2 separate regions of the Homo sapiens genome follow, and region 2 is linked to region 1. Evidence: read pairs that join two places in POLR2A ChIA-PET (ENCODE). Cell type or tissue: CD4-positive, alpha-beta T cell. All regions are shown on one strand. Each heading gives the region's core, and the rest is flanking DNA. Links, peaks and the distances in the headings are about the cores only.

What was found. ChIA-PET counts read pairs that join two places held together with the same protein. Peaks named below come from ENCODE experiments on the same cell type or tissue, not always from the same donor. Only the 100,000 strongest peaks of a DNase experiment are listed, where the experiment ranks them.
Region 2: POLR2A ChIA-PET joins it to region 1 with 5 read pairs; 1 of 35 experiments calls an interaction of 5 or more read pairs at or near these places.

The regions. Positions count from the first base shown.
Region 1 is chr17:81,017,100-81,019,998 of GRCh38, forward strand. LOC124904078 (a long non-coding RNA gene) reads right to left here. Exons shown (of 2, transcript XR_007065934.1): 1 at 1,347-2,899; 2 at 870-1,249. Among named protein-coding and RNA genes, the nearest start is that of BAIAP2-DT, 16 kb to the right of the region's middle. In CD4-positive, alpha-beta T cell, for the core only: no CTCF peak of the experiment used is centred there; a DNase peak (open chromatin) is centred at 1,152; H3K4me3 peaks cover 1,224 bases; H3K27ac peaks cover 1,648 bases.
Region 2 is chr17:79,831,222-79,834,120 of GRCh38, forward strand. It overlaps CBX4 (chromobox 4), which reads right to left. Exons shown (of 5, transcript NM_003655.3): 5 at 1,935-2,899. The coding sequence ends at 2,738. Among named protein-coding and RNA genes, the nearest start is that of CBX4, 6.8 kb to the right of the region's middle. RefSeq lists an enhancer at 653-1,474. In CD4-positive, alpha-beta T cell, for the core only: no CTCF peak of the experiment used is centred there; DNase peaks (open chromatin) are centred at 1,478 and 2,760.

The DNA of each region.
Region 1 (2,899 bases), core at 106-2,605:
ACACAACTGTCTCTATTTGTGGACAGCATGACTACATAGAAAATCTCAAAGGAGTCTACTAGAACAAATTAGAACATCACAGAATACTAGGTCAGTGTACAAAATGAAATGTGTATTTCTATTTGCTAGCAAGGAACAATTGGAAACTGAAATTAACATTTTATTTATTTTTATTGACTTACATTTTTAGAGACAGAGTCTTCCTCTGTTGCCCAGGCTGAGTGCAGCGGCATGATCACAGCTCACTGCAGCCTCAAACTCCTGGGTACACGTGATCCTTTGGCCTCAGCCTCCTAAGTACAGGTATGTGCCACAATGGCCAGCTAATATCTTTTTTTAGAAACAGGGTCTCACTATGCTGCCCAGGCTGGTCTTGAACTCCTGGGCTCAAGCGATCTTCCTGCCTTGGCCTGCCAAAGTGCTAGGATTATGGATGTGAACCACTGCACCCAGCCTATTTTATTTTTATTTTTTTAGAGATAGGGTCTTGCTCTGTTGCCCAGGCCGGAGTGCAGTCATGCAACCATAGCTCATGGTAACCTCAAACTCCTGGGCTCAAGTGATCCTCCTGCCCCGGCCTCCTGAGTAAGTGAGACTACAGGCATGCACCACCATGCTCAGTGCATGCCTTTTTTTTTTTTTTTTCTTTAAGGTGAGGTCTCCCCGTGTTTCCTAGGCTGATCTGGAACTCCTGGGCTCAAGTGACCCTCCCACTTTGGCCTCCTAAAGTGCTAGGATTATAGGCATGAGCCACTGTGCGTGGCCTGAAATTAACATTTTAAACATGGGGAAACAGACTTCTACTTCCAAGTAGGATGGAGTGCAGCAGATCAAGGCTCCCACTAAGAACTAGAAAGGCCAGGCAAAAATATAAAAATCATCTCTTTAATGGCATCAGAAAGCTACAGAAGCAACAAAGACTAAAGGGGTTAAGCCTCAAAAGAGGAGGGTTCCGTAGGATAAGCAGACCATCTGCAGCCCGCAGTTCCCAAGTGCTTGTTCGTGCTGGGATTAATGACACACGGGAGATTCGAAGGGCAGCTAATCTTGGCAAGAATGAAGACGCGAAAGCTGATCTCTTCTTCAAGACTGTGGCAGGACTGGAAGCTGCGTGAAAACGCTGGTTGAAGAGCTAATTTGAAACTTCCGGAAGGCAGAGCAGAATTGTTTACCTCGCTCAGGGCTAAGGAAGGGGAGGGCTCTAGTTGTCCACAGCAAACTGTCTGTTAATTTCCTGGAGGATTAGTTCCTAGAAACAAGCAACACAGAGATAGGCTCACCGAAAGGGCAGCTTGTCCTCAGCTCAGCTCAGTCCCTGATTGGAGCGAGGAGGTCACCCTCCTTACCGAGGAAATGGGGGACCCTCTCCGCCGGCTGGAACACAGCGTCATCCAGAGCAGGCTCTGCCCATCTTTTCCTTAGCCGGGTAGTAGAAGTGGCCTCTGCCTACTGAACCGTGCTGCTGTAGGGCACACGCAGCCACAGAGCATCTGTGAACAAATGGGCATGGGTGTGTTTCAATACGCTGCGTTCACAAAAGCAGGCGGCTGCCCCCCGCTGCAGTTTGCTGACCCCGGATCTGGAGTCTCCAGGCTTCAGCGCATGACATCCAGCATTCAGAGACCACAGGGCCAAAAATCAAGAGGAAAAATAGCCCGTGGAAACGGATGCACACAAAGCCAGAGAGTGGAAGTCGCAGCAGAGAACCCCTGAACTCTCTGTGAGTTTTTGTTTAGAGTTCGAACTCTGTGCGTTTTTGTTTAGATGGAGGAAGCAAGGGAGAAAGTAGATGAAAAGGTGGAGATTTTTCAGCTGAGAACTGGAATCCATATAACACAAAACTTTTTTTTTTTTTGAGACGGAGTTTCACTCTTGTTGCCCAGGCTGGAGTGCAATGGCGCAATCTTGGCTCACCGCAACCTCCGCCTCCCAGGTTCAATCGATTCTCCTGCCTCAGCCTCCCTAGTAGCTGGGATGACAGGCATGCGCCACCATGCCTGGCTAATTTTGTATTTTTAGTAGAGACGGGGTTTCTCCATGTTGGTCAGGCTGGTCTCGAATCCCCGACCTCAGGTGATCCGCCCGCCTCAGCCTCCCAAAGTGCTGGGATTACAGGTGTGAGGCACCGCTCCCGGCTTATAACACAAAACATTTAAGAATCTGCAAACCCCAAGTTTTCCTGCCATGGCAGGTCTGAGCACAAGGCAGCCGGGAGAGGTTTAATCCTGGGTGAGTCAGGCCGAGTTCCAGTTATCACACTGAGAATCACCCAGTAAATGAAGCTGCTGTGACCAAAGTGACCAAAGGCTGTTTAGTACCTGAAGGTCTTGGGAGGCCCTGGACCTCATGGAGAGAGAACCATAGAGCGTGGGGAGGTGGGGGCAGAGGCCCCCTGGGGCTGAGCCTGTTCTGAGCAGTTCACGGGGGTCTCCTTTTTTATCCTTCTCCTGTGTGCCTGCCTGGGGGGCTTACTGTCAGCTAGCGTGTGGGGGCAAAGGGCAGACAGGTCCACACAGGTGTTCAGCCTCTTGCACAGCCCTGGGGAAGCGGGGATCTTAGATTCTCACCCCACTCCGGGGAGGCGGGAGCTCTGTATCACATGGTCACTTCTGCCCAGCGGGGCCAGTGGCTGGAGCTCAGCGAGGGGACTTGGGTGCAGGCTGCTGTGGAGGGACTGAGGACCCAGGTCTTTATCCTTGGGGCAATGGATGTCAGCACAGGGCTGCCGCAGGGGACTTCAGTCAGATCTGTACTTGGAAAACCTCACTGAGTATGGAGACGGGTTTGGACAGGCCAAGGGCTTCTGGGGATCAGGTAAGGGGCCTTTTCCCAGGTCCGGGGTGGAGGGGTCCGGGGCCCGGAGGTGGGTAGACAGATTCAGGAGCTCAAAGTTGACAAG
Region 2 (2,899 bases), core at 400-2,899, 1.2 Mb before region 1:
GTCTCGGACACTAGGGGCAGAGGGGGTCTTGGGCACTCTGTTGGGTCTGGCACCAGGCTGATATCCCAGCAGCTCTTCCTGACCCACCCGTGGCCTCTGCCCGTTGTCTGCCTTCTGACCTCAGGCTTCAGGCTCTGCCCAGGACCACCCTTCTCCACTCGAGGGCTCTGCTAGCAGGCCTGGTTTTGAAGGCCTCAGGCCACCTGCAGGCCACACCTTTCCAGGAATGGTAGTGGAACGGTTTCCTTCCCTGTTCTGCGGGAGTGCCACCCTCTACCTCCCCTCTCCCACCCCCAGACCCAGCCAGGCAGAAGCCACCCACAGGGTGGGGGACACCACCAAGGGCTAAGGGTCACTCTGGTCACCAACTGTGGGCCTGAACAAGAGGCTTCCCTTCCCCTCCCGAGTCTTCAGTTCTCCTCAGCTAGAAAAACAGGGAGACGACGTCCACGCCTGGCATGGGCCTTTGTGTACCAGCCGGTGAAGGACAGGCCCAATTCTCGTGCCCAGCAGGCAGTTTGCCAGAAGCAAGATCACCCTCCTTCCACCCCCGGGGTGGCAAAGGACATTCATTCCGTGGAGGGGGAGGGGACTGTGTAACTCACTCTAAATGGGGCTGGGGTGACCGGGGAGTGGGAGGGACCACTCACAAAAGCCAGGGCTAGAAACTCCCAACGGCTTTTTTTTAAAGAACTTCCCTTCCCCCTCCCCTCCCCATGCTGGGCTCCCCTCCCCCACGTCCAGCCGCTGGTGGCCTGCAGCCAACACTGGCCACACTGTCCGCATTCAGGCCTCCCCGCCCTCCTGGCCCTCATCTCTCCCCAGCCTTCCCCACACTGGCTCTCTCGCCACCTCGCCACCCCCCACCACTCTGAACCACGTTGACCTCTTCCGCCCTGGCGCCCCGCACAGACCCGGGCCCCTTGGTCCCAGGCGGGCAGGGGAAGGGCTTCGGAGGCCGGGAGCAGCCCCGCGCCCGCCAGGCCCCCAGCCCCGCGGTCCCTGGCCCTGTGCGGCCACCTCAACCAGGAGGAAGATCGCTGCGTCTGCAGAAAGCTGGCCACCGCCGCCGCGTTCCCGGGTCGCGGCTTCCTGGCCCGCTGAGCCGCACCCCGGAGTTCGGCCCAGTCCCGTCGCCCCCTCTGGGACCTTAACCCCTTCCTCCCCCGCGACACCAAGGGCCTTGGCCTTGCCACCCTAAGGGAGAAGGGTGAGGAGTCCCAGCTCTCCTCGCTAAGGAAGTGGGGGTGGCAGGCCTCGCTCCCCCGCCCTCCTCCCCGTCCCCATCCATCTCGCAGGAAGCCCCCCGCCCCCCACCCCGGCAGCGCTCGCCGCGCCTCTAGTGGGAGCCTCTGGCCTGGTGGTTTCCGGGGAGAGAGCCCGAAGAGCAAGGGCCTCGGCAGCTTCCTCAGTGGGGCAGGGCCGGCGATGCCAGCCAGGGACGCCGGAGAGGCTGGGGGTCCCCGCCCCGCGGAACCTGCCCTACCGGGCGCGATTATTAAGAAGGAACCTCCCTGCCCCGCCAGGGCTTGCGCCTGGGTGTGTTGAGCCCCAGGGGTGGAGGCTACGGGGGAGGAGAGCCAAAGGTCAGCCGCTGCCCAGTGGGTGCCGCGAGGGAGACTAGCCCCACCCGCGTGTCCGCGCCGCCCACCCCTGCACCCCCTCCTCCCCTACCCAGAACCCAGGGTTTGCCAGTGCCTTGGGCACCGCCGGCCGGAAAGCCCTGGGGGCGGGGACGGCTCCCACACCCACCCCCCCGCAGGAATTCCCCTTCCCAGCCGGGCGCCTCTCGACTTCCCAGGGAGCGGGGTCACCCTCCTGCGCCGGCGCCGCGGCCCGCAAAACCAGCCCACTTCGCTGGTGCAAAGGTTCAGCACAGGGCTCGAAGGCGGAGTTGGTGGCGAGAGGGGTCCGCTCATCTCAAACAGCGAAAATGCACCTTCAACATCTCCATTTAATATTTACATTCAAGCAGGTAATAGTTGGAAGCTTATAGTTTAGACATTTCTAGTAGCAGCAGTTTCTAGAGAGCTCGTGTAGCCTTTTAACAAACTTTTTTTTTTTTTTTTTTTTGCACATAGAAACAAGACATCCATGTGTACAGTATCAAAAAATATATACCAAGGTTACTGGTATTGCAGTTCGTGGAAGGGGAAGAGAGGGGAGAAAATGAAATCAACCGAAATACTGGATGGAGGGGAAGAAAGGTCAAAAGAAAATAGTTTGTCTGATATAGAATATAACATGATCTAGAGGAAACTCCATAAATCTAGGTTTTTATATTTCAATATATAAATACCTACAAATAAATATATATATAGCAGCCCGAAGGGGGGTGGTCGGGCCTTTTGAGCTCAAACAATACATTTCAATAATAACACCACGTACAAACGGGAGTAGAGTCAGCACTTGACAAGTTAGCACGGTTAAAATATAATACTAGAACTCTGAGGCCGGGCGCAGAGCTGCCCTGTCCGTTCCGGGGGTCCATCTCCAGCGGGGAAGGGCAGGAGAGGGCGAGCCCCGCCGGCACCGCGTGGAAGGGGCCTCCGCCCAGGTCTGACAGCCGCCGCAGGGGGAACATGGTTACCTCCGCTCCGGGCGTCCTCACCCTGGGGGCCAGCCTGGGTCTCTCGCGGTTGGCGGGTTGGCGAGAGGGGAGCCCGCCCCGAGGCCCCAGGTGCTCAGCTCCCCGCCCCCCCGCGGGAATGGCGCTTCCCCTTCCGACGCCCTCCGGCTACACCGTCACGTACTCCTTGAAAGTAACGGTGAGGCAGTTCGCGGTGACGTCGGTGATAATTATATTCCCAAAGAAGGGCTTGAACTCGCTCAGCGACTCTGCAGGTTCGTCCTGGGCCTCGGCTGGAGGCTTCTCCGCCGTCGTGGTGGGTGCCGCTGC